Linked DNA regions of Mus musculus: regions 1 and 3 are each linked to region 2. The links are chromatin loops, found by intact Hi-C in ENCODE. Cell type or tissue: left cerebral cortex. All regions are shown on one strand. Region 1 overlaps Trim33 (tripartite motif-containing 33). Region 2 overlaps Dennd2c (DENN/MADD domain containing 2C). Region 3 has its middle 13 kb from the start of A230001M10Rik.

What was found. Hi-C counts contacts between places; a loop is a spot of excess contacts. Peaks named below come from ENCODE experiments on the same cell type or tissue, not always from the same donor. Only the 100,000 strongest peaks of a DNase experiment are listed, where the experiment ranks them.
Region 1: it touches region 2 in a loop (2.1-fold over the local background); 2 of 42 quality-filtered maps call a loop at or near these places.
Region 3: it touches region 2 in a loop (5-fold over the local background); 4 of 42 quality-filtered maps call a loop at or near these places.

Annotation. Positions count from the first base shown.
Region 1 is chr3:103,331,790-103,334,289 of GRCm38, forward strand. Trim33 (tripartite motif-containing 33) reads left to right here. Exons shown (of 20, transcript NM_053170.3): 11 at 1-18. Among named protein-coding and RNA genes, the nearest start is that of Trim33, 54 kb to the left of the region's middle. In left cerebral cortex, no CTCF peak of the experiment used is centred here; a DNase peak (open chromatin) is centred at 1,137.
Region 2 is chr3:103,168,686-103,171,185 of GRCm38, forward strand. It overlaps Dennd2c (DENN/MADD domain containing 2C), which reads left to right. Exons shown (of 19, transcript NM_001384113.1): 19 at 1-1,053. Among named protein-coding and RNA genes, the nearest start is that of Bcas2, 1.7 kb to the right of the region's middle. In left cerebral cortex, a CTCF peak has its summit at 1,306 (motif pointing left); DNase peaks (open chromatin) are centred at 1,289 and 2,176; H3K4me3 peaks cover 23 bases; H3K27ac peaks cover 114 bases.
Region 3 is chr3:102,248,034-102,250,533 of GRCm38, forward strand. No RefSeq gene overlaps it. Among named protein-coding and RNA genes, the nearest start is that of A230001M10Rik, 13 kb to the right of the region's middle. In left cerebral cortex, a CTCF peak has its summit at 1,520 (motif pointing right); a DNase peak (open chromatin) is centred at 1,517.

The DNA of each region.
Region 1 (2,500 bases), 160 kb after region 2:
GATATCCCACCTATACAGGTCTGTATTTAAGCTAAGCAAGTCAGTTAAAATCTCATTTTAATTGAAGAAGATGTGTGTTTCAGATTTTGTTTAGTTTCAGGACCCATATTTCCTTGATCCTACTGAAGAGTAAAGGATACACATGTAAAATTTAGAGTTACTGTGCCTGAAACAATAATATTCATGTTAAGAGTATCTAAACACGTACAATAATAGACCAGTATTAGCTTTGTTGATATGCTAAGTCTCCACACTTTTTAGCACATTCCAAAGGTAGGCCTCAGTCAAATAATACGTATTATAAGAATTTGTAGCCTAAAAGAGACCCAGGACCAAAATGGGTTCTCATCTTTTTTTCTTTTTTTTTTTTTTTCCCCTCTGAGACAGGGTTTCTGTAGCCCTGGCTGTCCTGGAACTCACTTTTGTAGACCAGGCTGGCCTCGAACTCAGAAATCCGCCTGCCTCTGCCTCCCGAGTGCCGGGATTAAAGGCGTTATGCTGCCATGCCCGGCTGTGCTGGGGAGGGGGTGTTTCTCATCTTTTATTACTCTTATTTTTTTATCCATAGGTTAGGAGAGTCCACTCATATAAAGCACTTGGGTAGAGAATGGCTGTGTTTAAATATCAGGCACTTTGGAATGAATACTGAAAGGGAAGAAGTAATGATGAAGAAGAGAATGAATTGCAAAGTGCTTCTGAGGTTTCTCATTTCTTACAGTTGAGACATTTTCCTAATAATATGTGTCTTCCATGTCTTTTGACATTTCCAGTTTACTTGAATTAATATTATGTTCTTAAATATAAATAAAGTCTTGAGGATTCTGTTATTTTCCCTTAGTAGAGTTGGAGGTCTCCATGGCAGCAAAGAACAGTAAAGTTGCTAAAATAGTAGGACAGTCTTGTTTTGTTTTGCTGAGGTAGGTTTTTACATATCCCTGGCTGGCTGTATAGTCACTGAGGTCCTCTTTCCTCTTTCTGCCTCCTGAGATACGATAGAAGCCATGTGCCACCAAGACTTGCCTTTGTGAGAGCTTTTTTTTTTTTTTTTAAAGATTTTATTTTATTTTATGTATATGAGTACCTTGTTGCTGTCTTCAGACACACCAGAACAGGGCGTTGGATTCCATTACAGATGGTTGTGAGTCATCATGTGGTTGCTGGGGATTGAACTCAGGACCTCTGGAAGAACAGTCAGTGCTCTTAACCACTGAGCCATCTCTCCAGCCCCCGTGAGAGCTTTAAATGATGTTTTTATAGCTTAAGAGTTATTTGAAACCACTGACTTCTGTGATTCTTCTACTCTATTACAGTTTCTTGATATTTTTCTCCTCTCTTTTTGTTAAGGGAATGGTAACAGTGCTGAGAGTATTAGACTATAGAATAGAATAGAAGAATTGTTGAAATGTAAGTTAAGTTATATTTGTAAGTTACCTTATAATTAGCAAATTGCTTTCTTGAGCAACGTGTTTTGATGCTTGAAATCACTTGATAGAATATGTAATATTGCTATTTATAAGGAAAAAGTGGTGAGTCATTTTCTTATGCATGTGTTAATTGGAAGTTGATTCATACTGTTGCTTATAAATTTACACTCTTCGTTATCTATAGCAACACCAAAAAGATGGTTAGAGATTACCTGAAAAGTTAGTTCTGTCGTAGTTTCTAGTATGTTTGCCAGTTTGTTCTGCTATCACCTCTAATTCTCCGTGTTTTCATGGTTTCAAAAATATAACATTGGCTTCATTTCCTATTTTCTTTTATTCTGACTCCTGTGTCATACTCTGAACTTTTTTTTTTTTTTTTTGGTACATAAAATATGTGACCTTTTATGCCTGCACTTTCTTCACTTAGTCTATAGGTATGTCTATTATAACTTAATTATTTCTATGGCTGCATAATATTTCATTGTATAGAGTTCTCTTTCTTTTTTCTTCTTTTGAAGAAAGGGACTTGAAGTGTAGTCTGGTCTAGAGTCCACTGTGTAGCTCAGGCTGGCTCAGACTAATTTTGTACTTCACGCTCACATGGTAGGATTAAAGGCAGGCACCCCAAGCCTGTTTCTGACTTTGTATCTATGGTGATAGTGCTGAGAGTCTTAGACTGTACTATGTGTCTTCATGTATTAGTTGATGGCTATTTCAATTTCTACTTTTTGCCTGTAAGGAAATAATAGTAATACAAGCTTCTCTCTATAATAGTGGTTCTCCCCCTTCTACCCTTTAAAACACCTCCTCATGTTGTGCTGACCCCCAAACATAACTGAAATTTTGCTAGTTATGAATTTTAATTTAAATACCTGATATCCAGAATATCTGATAGGCAACCATTATGAAATGTCATTTAATCCCCAAAGGGCTCTCGGCCCACAGTTTGAGAACCACTGGTCTATAACCAATTTTTGTGTGTAAGTTATTTCTCTAAGATAAAGGTAAAAATATACCTGAATAGGACAAAACAAATGGACAAGAAAACAAAACAAAACAAAACAAGAACCAAGGAA
Region 2 (2,500 bases):
AATTTGCAGCACTGTGATAATCTACATGTCATCTTATTCAAGCTTTAGATCAGCTTCATGATATTCTACAAGAAACTGGAGTTCAGAGAAGCTAAGGAATTTGGCCAGTTATATACAAGAAAGAACTAAGCCAAACACTTGACTTATGAACACATACAAAGCTGGTTAGTCCTACAGCTGTAAATGAACTCTTTATAGTGATGTTTAAAGTTCTCTGTGGAGCACACCAGAGCTTCCTTTTTGGCTCTGATGAGACGTTAAGCTATGGGGGTCTAGACAAGGTTTGTTCCTTTGTTTCTTCTTCTGCTGCTGGGGATAGGACCCAGGGCCTTTTGTGTGCTCTGCCACACTGGTTATTTTTACATCGGTGTGAGTTTTTAGTGTTTCCTAAGCCTCTTCATCAACCAGATGCTGAAAATCTAAAGTAGGAGTAGCACCTGGGAAAGGGAGTTTGTCAGTGAGGGTACAGTTTTCATTGATAAGTGAGAAATGTTGTGGTAAATGTCAGTTGTTTTCTGTAACCTTTGCCCACTGCTTTACCTGGCATGGAAAATACTCATTCAGACTTGGAAAGTGTTGTTTGTTGTACTGGGATACAACTCACTGACTTGTATAGTATTGTCATTGTCACTCATACTAGGGTGTCTGAATGAATCCATTTAAGACTGGTGCTGTGCAATATAGTTCCCACACATGGGTCCAGGGAAGAGAACTGAGTCTGTCCTTTCAAATGTTAGTGCAGCTCACCCAGGGGAGCTCCTCCCAGACAGCTCTCTCCTTTCCTTCTTCCTACACTCCAATCCCGATGGAACAATTCATGACTGGTTGTTTATAAGATGGGGAAGGAGGGTTTACTGTGGTCAATCATGACTGTCCCTCTGCAGGGAGACTGCTTTTGGGAGAGTCTTAACCTTCTTAAGATCTAAAGCTGCTTCCTTTCCTTGAGTTTGTTGTAATTTGTTTTTGTAAATGTTGTGAATTCTAAATACGTTTGTAAAAAGAATTGTTCAATATTTCTATCAAATGTTTACAGATAAAGGCATTTTAAAAAAATTCCCACAGATCTCTTGGAGAATTTAAAACAAATGCACATAAGATGTGTAGTGGTTACTTTTCTATTGCAGTGATAGAACATTGACCAAGCAACTTAAAGAAGAACATTTGCCTTGGCTTACATTCCAGGGCTGAGAGTTAATTCAGGTGGAGAAGCATGAAGGCAGTAGCGGGAGAGTTCACATTTTCAAAGGGCAACTTGAAAGCAGAGAGCAAAAGTAACTAAACCTCTGCAACAGCGCCACCAGCTGGGGACTGAGTGTTCAAATCCCTAAGCCTATGTATGAGAGGCAGTTATCAAATCACAACACACACACTTTACATAAACCCATAAACAGCACATTTACACAATGTAAATTCGTAAATACTCAAATCCAGCTTAGACTAACCAGGATTATAACCGAGATCAACTTTTCCAAAGCTCTTGGTTGAACGTACACTGGATAGCTTATATAGTCTCACAATCTTTTTTTCATTACCTCTTAGTCTGGAAGATATTTTACAAAGAATGTATGCTAACTACAGCCTGAGGGGTTGAGAGGCAACGTGGAGTAATATTTTATTACCACAAATCCTAAAGGCAAAAATGATTGGGTTTTGTATAGGCCCTAAAGACAAAAAATAGCAAGATTTTCTCATTATTTTATCTGATCACAGCCTTCCCTCCCACCTATCCTCCTACTCCCTCTCTTCTCTCCTTTCCCCATCTTCTCCCTTTCTCCTCAGAGAAGGGGAGGCCTCCCGTGGATATCAGCCTTGGCATAGCAAGTTGCAGTAAGACTAGGCCTATCTTCTGTTGAGGCTAGACAAGGCTGCCCAGTTAGGGGAAGGGGGTCCAAAGGCAGAGTCAGAGACAGCCCCTGCTCCAGCTGTTAGGGGTCCCACAGAAGCTGCATATCTGTTACATGTGTGTAAGGATCCAGGACTGTCCATTGCAGCCTCTTTGGTTGGTGGATCAGTCTCTGTGAACCCCTGCGGGACCAGGTTAGTTGATTCTGTATGGCTTTTTTTGTGGTGTCCTTGACCCTTCTGGTTCCTTCATTCCTTCCTCCCCTTCTTCCACAAGATTCCCAGAGCTCTGCCTAATGTTTGGCTGTGGATCTTTCCATCTGTTTCCAGCAGCTGTTGGGCGAAGCCTCTCCTGTCTGGAAGTGTAGCAAAACATTAATAGTGTCAGGGGTGGGCTTGCTCTCATGGGATGAGTCTCAAGTTGGGCCTTGATCATCCCCTCAGTTTCTAGTCCATCTTTATCCCCACACATCTTGTAAGCAGGACAAATTTTGGTTTTGTGGGTAGATTGGTGTCCCCATCAATCCATTGGAAGTCTTGCCTGGTTCCAGGAGGTGGCCATTTCAGGTCCTATATCCCCTGTTGCTTCAAGTCTTATGGTCACCCTAGCATATTCCTGTGAGTTTCCCTTTTTCTGGGCTTCTAGCTCTCCCCTGAG
Region 3 (2,500 bases), 920 kb before region 2:
CAAGCTCAGGGCTCTCTCTCTCTCTCTCTCTCTCTCTCTCTCTCTTGTTCTCTCACTCGCTCTCTCTCCCTGCCCACCCCTCTCCCAATCTCAGTGCTAGAAACATAGGCAAATAACAGTAGTGGAGTGACTACCAAAGATGAGGGAGCACTAAGATGAGTGCTCCAAGTGCCTGGTGCTCTGTGGGAGGACTAACACTCATGGTGAAAGTTGCTAATATTTTGGTTTTTTTCAAGACAAGATTTCACTGTATAGCTTTGTCTGTCCAGGAATTTGCTCTGTAGACCAGGCTGGCCTCAGACTCAGAGGTCCACTTTCCTTTGACTCCTGGGTGCTGGGAATGAAGGCATGCACCACCACTGCCAGGCTCCTTTCTAATGTTTTTATTAGTATGTATTAATCATAAATAAGAGTGGGTACAGTGACATGACCATACCTGTCTTATATTTCTTCTATCACTCACCCAAATCCCCACTAGCCTTTAGTATTCTCTTCTAGCTCCCCCAATCTCCCTCTTCATTCTATCCAGCCCACTTCTTTGTTATTTTAATACTGGGGGACACATTGTGCCATGGCATGATTGTAGAAGTCAGAGGACAACCACAGGTCGCTCCTTGCCCTTCAACTTGCTTGTAACGAATCCCTCAGCCTAGTTCCAAGCGTTGGGGACATTATCCTGTCCCCATTCTCCCACCTCGCCATAGGAGTGCTGGGGTCACATATGTGTGCCACTGTGTGCAGGTTCTTTACCTCCAAACCTCAGGTGGTAGGGTTTGTACATAGACCACTGGACCACCTCCCTCCCCACCCCCTTCCCCTTTTTACTTTTGTGTCTGGGTGTCCATGTCTGTATCTGTGTTCATGGCTGGGGGAGGGGTGGGAAGAAGAAAGAGAGAGAGGGAGGGAGGGAGGGAGGGAGGGAGAGAGAGAGAGAGAGAGAGAGAGAGAGAGAACCCTGAGCCATTGCCTCCTCCTAGCAAATCTATTCCTATGCCTATGACATTGTCTTGGTTCATTTTGGAGAACCCTAGGTAGTACAAGGCTTATGTAGACATTAGGGCTGAGATACTAAGATTAAAATTCAGAAGTGGCTATGTTAACTTGTACATGTATTTCCAGATCAAATTCAGGAGATTTTCCCCCCTAAAGATAAAGGTGTAGAAAGAGTCACCATGTGTCTCAAAATCAGGTGAATTTTGTGCTGTGTCTCAGAACGGCTCACTTAGGAGAGTCAGTCCTTCATTTGTGGTCCTCACCATATGCTCCTGAGACCTGAAATGTTTTCTAGAAAAACACATTGGAGCTTTGTGTAGCTTAGTGGAACAGCACTTGATTAGTGCGCACAAGGCCCTAGGCTTGATCTTTAGCACTTGTATGTTTGAAGAACCACACACTTAGATTCCATACCAGGCAGTTAAATGCCCCATCCGAAGCTCAGCTCATTTCTAGCAAGCATTTCAAGCAATCTTCACACACAGACGGTTCTGTGACAGCCATCAGGCCAAGCAGTGGCACGTCTTCTACACCAGATGGCACCACAAACCCAGTCTAGAATTAGCTGTCCACTCAGCTTTTTTTCTGCTTGCTTCTCTTATTAGGGAAGAGAAAGTCGCAGCTAAGCCCAAGGCACAGTCATTCTGCTAACAGTCTGCTAGTGAAAGGCCTCCCCGGAAGAGGCTAAGGTTATTGGCACAGACAGGTGAGGACTATTCTCTTCTGAGTGACCACCTGGGACCACACTTTAGTCCAGCCCGCAGTTCGGGTGAGGAGTCCTATGAAACACTGAAGACTCAGTCAGAGGCAGACTTGTGCAGAGCACAGAGAGACTGCACCCTTCCAAACCACTGTCCCTCCTGGTCAGTGTTCACTTCTCCCCATCAGAGCCAGGTACAAGTATGTTGACGCTCCATCCCCGCAGAGCCAGGTATCCCTGTATCCTCTTCCCCAGAAGCAACCCCTCTATGTGGTTTGAATGAGCTATGTCCCTCCCCCCAATAGCCTCACTTGGTGGTGCAGTTTGGGGAGGTCTGGATGGGGGAGGGAGGCCCTGCTGGAGGCTGTTTTGAGAGTTTTTAGCCTCGCCCTACTTCCCATTCACCCTCTCTGCTTCATGTTTGCAGCTAAGATGGGATGTCTCTGCTGCCTGCTGCAGCCACCTGCTGACACGCCTGGCCCACCATTATGGACTCTCCCTCTGGCTCCCTAAGCCCAAATAAACTCTTTCTTCTATAAGCTGCTCTTGGTAATGATGTTTTATCACAGCAACAAAAAAGCAACCAATATAGCATCCTTCTTCCTTTCCTAGGATAATTGCTGGTGTTGCACTGGGCCCCAGCATCCGAGTGCCATCATCCAGACTCCATCATCTGGGCTCTAGCATCTAGGCTCCATCATCCTGGCCCCAGCATCTGGGCTTCTATTGTTCCCTGTATCTAGGCCCATGCATTCTTCCTTGCTTCTTGTAGAAGCAGGAACCACACATCTCTGCACTCTCCGCCTT